Linked DNA regions of Homo sapiens: region 2 is linked to region 1. A link is an interaction called in ENCODE POLR2A ChIA-PET data of the cell type or tissue named here. Cell type or tissue: MCF 10A. All regions are shown on one strand. Links, peaks and the distances in the headings refer to the core of each region. The heading gives the core; the rest is flanking DNA.

Region 1 (6,432 bases), core at 978-4,977:
CTCCTGCCTCAGCCTCCTGAGTAGCTGGGATTACAGGCACATGTCACCACGCCCAGCTAATTTTTGTATTTTTTGTAGAGACGAGGTTTCACCACGTTGGCCAGGATAGTCTCGATCTCCTGACCTTGTGATCCACCTGCCTCGGCCTCCCAAAGCGTTGGGATGACAGGCGTGAGCCACCGCGCCCGGTGTGCCCGTTTTACCAACTGCTGCAGCTGCTGCTGGTTTTCTCATCCCCTCGGCTGAACCACCAGCCCCTCCCTCAGCACCTGGAAGGAGAAATCTGGCGTCTTGCTGGCGGGCTACTGCCCTGCAGCACCTCCATGGCTCCCTGGCTGATAACATAGGGGTGTTGTAAACTTACATTTCTGTGGTTTTCTGCTCATGTTGTTTCTCCCCAGACTTTTCTCCCATCTGCTTCTGTGTTATCTTTTGTTACGATGACAGGGAGTGGTCCCTGCCTGCCCTGGCAGGCACCTGCCTCCCTGGCCAAGCCCCAGCCCAGGAAGTTGCTCATGCTGGGCCCTCCAGGTTCTGAGAAAACTTTCAGGGATTGGGGTAGGGAAGAAAATAGGTGAAAACCCTCTCTCCTCTGCAAGCTTATTTCTTTGGCCTGGCCTGTCTTTAACCTGCACAGTTTATGTGTAGACAAGTCTCCCGGTGCGGGCCCAGCAGGCAGGTGACAGCCGCCCTTGCGGGAGTCATCCTTAACCAAGCAGTTTCAGAAATGTTTCTTGAGAAACTGTTTCCGGAAGTCCCGGAGCCTGTGTTGCCCATTGACAAGCCTTGTCGGTCTCAGAAGACAGACTCCGGGGGTCTACATCCAGAGACCCGGCTGAGGACTGAAGCCCGGGGTTTCCAAGCGGCTGCCTTCTCCGTCCTGCAGCAGGGTGCGAGTCAACCGCCCTGGCTAAGGGAGCAAGGAACCCCCGCCATGCTGTGTCCCCTCCCCCCATTCCCCGAATGCCCGTCTGTTCAAAGAGGGTGAGAGGAGGGGGGAATACCAACTGCTCCGAGGAAAATGCAGTTCATCATATGCATCTTTGCACGCTTTTTTTTTTTTTTTTTTTTGAGACGGAGTTTCACTGTTGTTGCCCAGGCTGGAGTGCAAGGGCGGGATCTCAGCTCACTGCAATCTCTGCCTCCTGGGTTCAAGCGGTTCTCCTGCCTCAGCCTCCCGAGTAGCTGGGATTACAGGTGCCCGCCACCACGCCCTGCTAATTTTTGTATTTTTAGTAGAGATGGGGTTCATCACATTGGTCAGGCGGGTCTCAAACTCCCGACCTCAGGTGATCTGCCCCCGTCGGCATCCCGAAGTGCTGGGATTACAGGCCTGAGCCACTGCACCCGGCCTGCACAACCTTTAATCCGACTTTCAGGAGGTCTCTAGTTTTTGTTCTTAAAAATCATTTCCAAAAGCATTTATTGAAATAAAAGTATGTCATTCTTGTGTCCTTCCACTCCTTTTTTTTCTTTTTTTCTTTTTTTTTTTTTTTTTGAGATGGAGTCTCCCTCTTTTGCCCATGTGGGAGTGCAGTGGCACGAAATCGGCTCATTGCAGCCTCCACCTCCCAGGTTCAAGCTATTCTCTTGCCTCAGCCTCCCAAGTAGCTGGGATTACAGGTGCATCCCAGCCCCTTCTTCCACTCTTAGTCATGACTTATAAACTGAATTTTGGTAATACTTGAGGAAAGTGTTATTTAGCTGATCGTAAGATGGGCCAGAGTCTTTCATGCAGAAGAGCCACCACTGTTCTATTGTCAAAATGGCCTTGTCGCTACTCCAGTGACCTGTCACAAAAAGCAGACATGGCCAGGCACGGTGGCTCACTCCTGTAATCCCAGTACTTTGGGAGGCCGAGGTGGGCAGATCACTTGAGGTCAGGAGCTCGAGACCAGCCTGACTACCATGGCAAAAGAGTCTCTACTAAAAATACAAAAATTAGCCAGGTGTGTTGGCACATGCCTGTAGTCCTAGCTACTTGGGAGGCTGAGGCAGGAGAATTGCTTGAACCTGGGAGGCGGAGGCTGCAGTGAGCCAGGCACGGTGGCTTATGCCTGTAATCCCAGCACTTTGGGAGGCCGAGGAAGGCGGATCACGAGGTCAAGAGATCGAGACCATCCAGGCCAACATGGTGGAACCCCGTCTGTACTAAAAATACAAAAATTAGCTGGGTGTGGTGGTGCATGCCTGTAGTCTCAGCTACTCAGGAGGCTGAGGCAGGAGAATCTCTTGAACCTGGGAGGCGGGGGTTGCAGTGAGCTGGGATCTTGCCACTGCACTCCAGCCTGGCGACAGAGCCAGACTCCGTCTCAAAAAAAAAAAAAAAAAAAAAAAAAAAGCAGACAAAACCTAGATGTTTTAAAATTTTTAAAATAAATCCTGTAGATGTTTTAAAGTTTTAAAAATACATCATGCCCATAATTCCAGCACTCTGGGAGGCTGAAGCGGGAGGATCTCTGGAGGCCAGCATGGGCAACATAGTGAGACCCTGTCTCTACACAAAATAAAAAAACAAGCCAGGTGTGGTGGTGCACACCACGGCTACTGTGGAGACTGAGGTGGGAGGACCACTTGAGCCCAGGAATTCGAAGTTACAGTGAGCTGTGATGGTGTCACTGCATTCCAGCCTGTGACAGAGCAAGACCTTGTCTCTGCAAGGAAAAAAATCATCCTGTAAAATTACTTTTTGTTGTACTCAGACTGAGGAAAACCTTTGCTGGAGGTTTGAAAGCAAATCTATGATGTATTAGCAGAACCAGAAAGTCCTTCCTGTGGAGATGGGACCTTTTCGGTATTGTCATTTTTGGATTTTAGTGCACAAACTTCTCATGATTGAGTTTCGGCTTTTGAGAGCCATGACCAAGTGGTAGGTAGGGCATGAAAGAAGAAAACAAATCTCCTGACCTTAGCATAATGTGTCACAGTACTTTAGGCCCCTTAGCCAAGGCGGGAGATAAGAAGGCAATAAGGAAATGGTTGGATGAATCACTGTGCCCCAGTGGCAAAAATGTCCTGAAGCAATTTGGATGAAAGTGAGAAAGTGGATATGACAAATGCTGCTCTACACTAACCGGATTGGTTGTGCCCCCACCACCCACACCCTCCCCAACTACAGGACTTCCTTCACCACTGTGCATTTTCCACTGAGATGCTCTCCTGAAAGCAAGTTTCAGCAAGAGGCTGGAAAGGCCTCTCAGAGAGAAGGCTGAGCTGGCAGTGATCAGGGAGCCCCCGGGCATTTGGCAGCCGTCCACAGTAAGACCGGCAGATGGAGCCTTCATCTGGCAAGAAACTGGGGAAGCTGGCGGTGTCGTCAGGTGCAAGCTTCAGTGAGAAGTGCCAGCACTCTGAGAAGATGCACAGAAATACAGAAGCAGCTCCCGTAGGAGAAGGAATGGAGGCCGCACGCGGTAGCTCACGCCTGTAATCCCAGCACTTTGAGAGGCTGAGGTGGGTGGATTACTTAAGGTCAGGAGTTTGAGACCAGCCTGACCAACATGGTGAAAACCCGTCTCTACTAAAAATACAAAATATTATCCAGGCGTGGTGGTATGTGACTGTAGTCCGAGCTACTCGAGAGGCTGAGGCAAGAGAATCACTTGAACTCAGGAGGTGGAGGTTGCAGTGAGCCAAGATGGTGCCATTGCACCTCCTGCCTGGGCAATAGAGCAAGACTCTGTCTCAAAAAAAAAGGAATGGAGAAAACATAGCCATAGCTCTGGGAGTAGGAACAGAAGCAAGCAAGCTGACTGCCAGTCGGGTTCTTTCTTCTGGAAAAGGCTCTGGGTTGAAGCTGTCTTCTCTCTGAGGCTCAAGAAGCTGGGCATGGAATTAACTCCGTCAACCAAAAATACAGTTCTAAGTCCCACCCCCCAACCATCTGAATGGACTTTCTCCTTGGCCAGGGCGCTCTTAAAATGTAACCTCAGAGACCGGTTCCGGCCAGGAACGGGAAGTGCCTCATTATACCCGCTGGCATTAACATCAACACAGACCTTACTGATAAGAATCATTTACCATCTATTCTCTGAAGCCTGCGACCTTTTCTCTCCATAATCCCTTATCTTAACCCAGACATTTCCTTTCTATTGATTCCAGGTTTTTAGATAAACTCAACCAATTGTCAACAAGAAAATTTGTAAATCTACCTATAAGCCGGAAGCGCCCCCCACCTTCGAGTTGTCCCACCTTTCTGGACCGAACCAACGTATTTTTTAAACATACTTGATTGAAGTCTCATGTCTCCCTAAAATGTATAAAACCAAGCTGCACCCTGACCACCTTGCACACATGTTCTTGGACCTCCTGAGGGCTGTGTCAGGGGCCATGGTCACTCATATTTGGCTCGGAATAAATCTCTTTAAATATTTTTGAAAATAGTTTGTCTCTTCGTAGACAATTCTGTGGGCTTGCAGGTATCGCCCCTGGTCAGCGGTGTATTCAGTCGCTGTGCCATCCCCCATGTGGCTACAAGAACAAAAGCACCTTCTTAAGCCCAAGAGATACAGTGGTTACTCCCATGAGTCCTTGGACACCTTCACCAAACGGCACTAGTAAGTGGCTCCTCTAGGCCGGGAGGAACGGAGAAGGCACAATACCAGCTTGGCTCACTACTCCAGGAGACCCCTGGGGTAAGGGGCTTGAGCACAGGCTCACCACTTCCCCACCACCGCCACCCTTATTTGGTCTGTGAAACTCCAGGGGGAGTCTTTATGGGAAGATGCATTCCTTCCAATATGTCATCGAGTGCTTACTTAGCCATCTCCTTTTCAAGACCTGGGTCTACTTGCTGGCCCCTGAACTGCTCCACACCCTTCTGTGCCTTCTGATTGTCCACGTGCTCAACTTGTTGGAACATAGGAGATAAGCTATCTAGGGTTCCGGCCTCTCCCTGAGACAGGTAGAGACTGCGTGATCAGGTGCTGAGGGGCTGCTATGTTCCGGAGGTCAGGTGACATTCCACCTGAGGCCTGGGGACATGGCATTCTATATTGACTGCTGTCGCTGTTCTCGCTGATGCTGGTTTGGTGTAAGAGATGATAAGAAAGCATCTTCCCTACGAATTGCAGGGAAGCAATTCTGGGCCTAGCCTCCCAAAGTGCTAAGATTACAGGGGTAAGCCACGGCACCTGGCCACCCTTCTTCTTTTTTTTTTTTTTCAGACAGAGTCTTGCTCTGTCACCCAGGCTGGAGTGCAGTGGCACTATCTCGGCTAGCTGCAAGCTCCGCCTCCTGGGTTCATGCCATTCTCCTGCCTCAGCCTCCCGAGTAGCTGGGACCACAGGAGCCCGCCACCATGCCCGGCTAATTTTTTTTTTTTTTTTTTGAGACGGAGTCTCGCTCTGTCACCCAGGCTGGAGTGCAGTGGGGCAATCTCCACCTCCCAGGTTCACACCATTCTCCTGCCTCAGCCTCCCAAGTAGCTGGGACTACAGGCGCCCGTCACCACACCTGGCTAATTTTTTTGTATTTTTAGTAGAGACGGGGTTTCACCGTGTTAGCCAGGATGGTCTTGATCTCCTGACCTCGTGATCCGCCCGCCTCGGCCTCCCAAAGTGCTGGGATTACAGGCGTGAGCCACTGCGCCTGGCCTATTTTTTGTATTTTTAGTGGAAACAGGGTTTCACCATGTTAGCCAGGATGGTCTCGATCTCCTGACCTTGTGATCCGCCCACCTCGGCCTCCCAGTGTTGGGATTACAGGTGTGAGCCACCGCGCCCGGCCCTGGCCACCCTTCTGAGGGCAATTCATGAAGAGGAACTCAGATGTTGAAAGAGGGTCTCAGTCCTTACTCTCTGGCAGAGCCCCAGAGTACCCACTACCCTCACCCGAACAGCCCACCATTATTTTATTGTTCATTTTTCTTTTTTTTTGAGATGGAGTTTCGCTCTTGTTGCCCAGGCTGGAGTGCGATGGCGCGATCTTGGCTCACTGTAGCCTCTGCCTCCTGAGTTCAAGCAATTCTCCTGCCTCAGCCTCCCGAGTAGCTGGGATTACAGGCGACCGCCACCACACCTGGCTAATTTTTTGTATTTTTAGTAGAGACTGGGTTTCACCATGTTGGCCAAGCTGGGCTCGAACTCCGGGCCTCAAGTGATCCGACCACCTCAGCCTCCCAAAGTGCTGGGATTATAGGTATGAGCCATTGCACCCGGCCTATTGTTCTTTTTTATTTTAATCCCAGCAGTTTGGGAGGCTGAGGTGGGAGGATCACTTGATGCTAGGAGTTGGAGACCATCCTGGTCAACATGGTGAAACACCATCTCTATTAAAAATACAAAAATAGGCCGGGCGCGGTGCTGCACGCTTGTAATCCCAGCACTTTGGGAGGCCGAGGCGGGTGGATCACGAGGTCAGGAGATCGAGACCACGGTGAAACCCCGTCTCTACTAAAAATAAAAAAAAATTAGCCGGGCGTGGTGGCGGGCG
Region 2 (4,000 bases), core at 1-4,000, 230 kb after region 1:
CTGAAATCCTTGATTTTATTTTATAAATTTTACTTTTTAATTCTAAAATTAAATCACTTAGCATTAACCTAATGACAGAGAACCTTACTGGGTAATCTTTAAACATTTTCCTTATTTCTGCCACCAATTTTCTCACCTGTCCTTGTTTGTCTTAGGACTAGTTCAAAACAAGCCAGGTATAATAAACTAAGGCAACATAAAAATTCACTTAGATATTACAGAAAAGAAAGTCGAGAAGTTTGATGCTTACATGCCCAAAGGATATACACCCAAAAAAGAGATTTTAAAAATTGATATACTACACATATGGGTGCCAAGATGCACCCAAATTTGATATTGTATTATATTCTCCATAAATCCACAATTAGCTCTCCTTTCCTCTCTGAATTCCTATGACCAAGAATTTTGTTGTAGCTGGGCGCGTTGGCTCACACCTGTAATCCCAGCACTGTGGGAGGCTGAAGAGGGCGGATCACCTGAGGTCAGGAGTTCAATACCACCCTGGCCAACATGGCGAAACCCCATCATTACTAAAAATACAAAAAAATTAGCTGGGCGTGGTGGTGCATGTCTGTAGTCACAACTACTCGGGATAGTGAGGCATGAGAATCACTTGAACCCAGGCAGTAGAGGTTGCAGTGAGCCGAGATCATGCCACTGCACTCCAGCCTGAGTGACACAGCAAGACTCTGTCTCGATAAAAATACAAATTAAAAAAAAAAGAATTTTGTTGTGAAGGAGCTAAGCAGAAATTATTTTTGAAATCCTCAATAATCATAAAGATGAATTATTCAGGATCTAAAAAAGAAATGAGTGGTAGCTCATAGCAGCTACCACTTACTTCTAATTTCTAATTAAGTCTATTAGAAATAAACTTTACATACCGGATTTTTCTTACAGGAATATGAATCTCTTTCTTCATCATCTCATATAACTGTTTGTTTCTAGTTAAAAAACAAGATAACTATTTATAAGAAATTCATATCATAATAATTCACTACTTTATTCTGATCTTGAAAAATACAAACTATAGTTTTATTTATTTGATATTTATAAAATGTACAAAACAAAATATTAAAGAAATAAATTGTGCTAAATGGAAACTGTATAACAGATACTCAAATAAGCAAGAAGCGCAGGTCCTTGTGTTTTTTTTGCCTTCATGTAAGAAGGCATAATTTATATTTTACAACTAAATTTTATCTATTACCATTCTACAAAGAAAAATTTAAAACAAGCATCTATTTAATAGATAGCTATTAAGATGACAAACCATAAGTAAAATCTAATAGAATTCATCAAATATAAAAACAATTACTTTGTAATCACAGAAAATTTTATTTTAAATGTTACAAACATCCCATATTCATGACAGCATCATTCTTAATTTTAATAATTAACACCTGTCTCATAACAAAAAGATTACAGGGAAATATGCAGAAGAATAATTCTGATGACTCAATTTTGGGGTACAACAGAAGCATTATTACTTGGAATTATCTTTCATGAATAAGGATACTAAACCTTTGAAAATCCAAATTTTGAATCTTGCATGCTTAAGAAATTGAATTTTTTAAAAAAATCCTTCAATTTTCAGATATCAAGTCTGAGTGGTGTTGGTACATTAAATATAAGAAAAAATAAGAAAGATACCATGGAAATTAGCAAGAAGAACATATTACATAATATATAGTATCAAATAAGCCAAAAATACAAAGAATTTAATTAAAATTAAGAAATTTTCCATTTAGTAGCAAATTAATGAAAGACATGGCAATATTCTATGGGGAAGGGGAAGTTTAGGGCAGGTTTTCATACCTGAAAGCTATTGACTCCAATATTGCTCGTACAAGATGGTATTTACTGGTAGAAGGCTTCAAACCCATAAAAGAGGCACATGCCCAGGGGTCATTTAATGGAGCCTACAGTAAGAGATAACAAGAATATATTATTATTATTCTAAATTACATCTACGGACTTGAGGAAATACTATACAACAACAACATAGCCACGTTAGAAGAAAATAATGCTATGGTTAAATAATTTTAAAATAAAAGATTATGGTAAATATTGGGATAACTTTTTAACAGCATTTAAGCGATATTGAGTCATAGTTACTGTACTTAGCTTCTGTTTGCATTTATGTCAGAAAGAGGAACTGAAGCATATAGTAACAAATTATTAAATGCTTAGCTTTATAAATGTGGAAAATGAAGAGCAATCACAGCAATCCCCCTTCTCCAGCTATAAAGTTTTTACACTAAAATTGTTTAATATGTAGAATAGCTTTCTACTTTTTACTATGTAGAATAGCTTTCTACAAAAATGTACTTTTTAGTGTCATAACTTAAATCAAATATGTTGTCAGACATTAAAACTATACTCTGGCCAGGTGCAGTGGCTCACACCTGTAATCCTAGCACTCTGGGAGGCCAAGGAGGGAGGATTGCTTCAGCCCAGGAATTCAACACTATCCTGGGCAACAAAGCAAGATACCACCTTTACAAAAAACTTTAAATATTAGCTGGGTGTGATACACACCTGTAGTTACAGCTACTTGGGAGGCTGAGGTGGAAGGATTGCTTGTGCCCAGGGGTTTGAGGCTGCAATGAGCCGTGATCGCGTTACTGCACTCCAGCCTAGGTGACAGAGTGAGACAGGGTCTAAAAAAAAAAAAAAAACACCACTACACTCTTCTCTCTTAGCTTAATAGCCTTACTGCCTAATATCAGAAATAATCCAGCCTAACATGTTCTCAAAAGAGCCAAAATGTTGAGCTGGAAGTATGTATTAATCAGATGAGGTTTCTATTCATCTTTGTATCTCCAGAAATGTAAGGCAATTCTGGGACACAAAGATGAAAAACAGGCCAGGCAGGGTGGCTCACACCTGTAATCCTAGCACTTTGGGAGGCCGACAAAGGTGGACCACTTGAGTCAGGAGTTCGAAACCAGCCTGGCCAACATGGTGAAACCCCGTCTCTACTAAAAATACAAAAAATTAGCCAGACATGGTGGCGGGCGCCTGTAGTCCCAGCTGCTCGGGAGGCTGAGGCAGGAGAATGGCGTGAACCCGGGAGGCGGAGCTTGCAGCGAGCGGAGATGGCGCCACTGCACTCTAGCCTGGGCAACAGAGCAAGACTCCGTCTCAAAACAAAAACAAAAACAAAAACAAAAACAAAAAACATGAAAAACAAAGATCCCTGCTGGAGCTTGCAGTCTCACAGTCTCACAAGGAAACAGACAAGAGTCTCACAAGAGCGCTAACACATCAAAATGGTCATTTCAAGGACATCCAGCGCTGTCAGGAAATTATGATCCTCAGAAAAAGCACCTTCTAGCTTCAGGGTTTTGACACATCATCCCTTTACCTGAAACACCTTCTACCACCCTTTCTCCTAATTAATTCTTACTCCCTTCCAAATCTTGGTTTGGCTTCCTCAGGGAAAACTCTGGACCCCAGAGACTAGATGAGGTCTCTGTTTTTATGGAACCCTGTAACTTCCCATCATACCATGCACCACAGTTTATAATCACATATTCTGCTTGATGGTTTGTTGAAACCCCACCTTCCTCAATACACTATAAGTACCACAGGGTGGAACCTTGTCCGATGTACTCCCAGTGTGTCTCTTGTGCCTAGCACTATATCTGGCTCCCCATGGGAGAACAATACACATTTGGTGAATAAATGAACAAACAATATTTTTCTTAATGACTTAAGAAATTCTATATTACATCTTATCTTTGCTATAGCTATGATTTCCCTCCTACTGAGATTTTATTTTAATTTTTCAAATCTATTAACACCTTCTGGTGATTTTAATTAGTAAAAACGTATATAGTAAATCTGGTTTATATCAGATGGTATAGTATCATAAAACTAAGATTAGTCAGATTTGGCCAGTTCAATTAGTCCCTAGCAATATGCTATGTTTTTTTCCTGCATAAATATGACTTCTTCCAGGATATCACAGAAAATACTGCTTTAACTGGCCTGA

What was found. ChIA-PET counts read pairs that join two places held together with the same protein. Peaks named below come from ENCODE experiments on the same cell type or tissue, not always from the same donor. Only the 100,000 strongest peaks of a DNase experiment are listed, where the experiment ranks them.
Region 2: POLR2A ChIA-PET joins it to region 1 with 5 read pairs; 5 of 35 experiments call an interaction of 5 or more read pairs at or near these places.

What each region holds. Positions count from the first base shown.
Region 1 is chr3:141,937,330-141,943,761 of GRCh38, forward strand. LOC124909442 (a long non-coding RNA gene) reads right to left here and starts at 1,093. Exons shown (of 2, transcript XR_007096121.1): 1 at 365-1,093. RefSeq lists an enhancer at 418-1,264. In MCF 10A, for the core only: no CTCF peak of the experiment used is centred there; a DNase peak (open chromatin) is centred at 3,192.
Region 2 is chr3:142,170,535-142,174,534 of GRCh38, forward strand. GK5 (glycerol kinase 5) reads right to left here. Exons shown (of 16, transcript NM_001039547.3): 13 at 1,819-1,922; 14 at 885-944. Among named protein-coding and RNA genes, the nearest start is that of TFDP2, 23 kb to the left of the region's middle. In MCF 10A, for the core only: no CTCF peak of the experiment used is centred there; no DNase peak of the experiment used is centred there.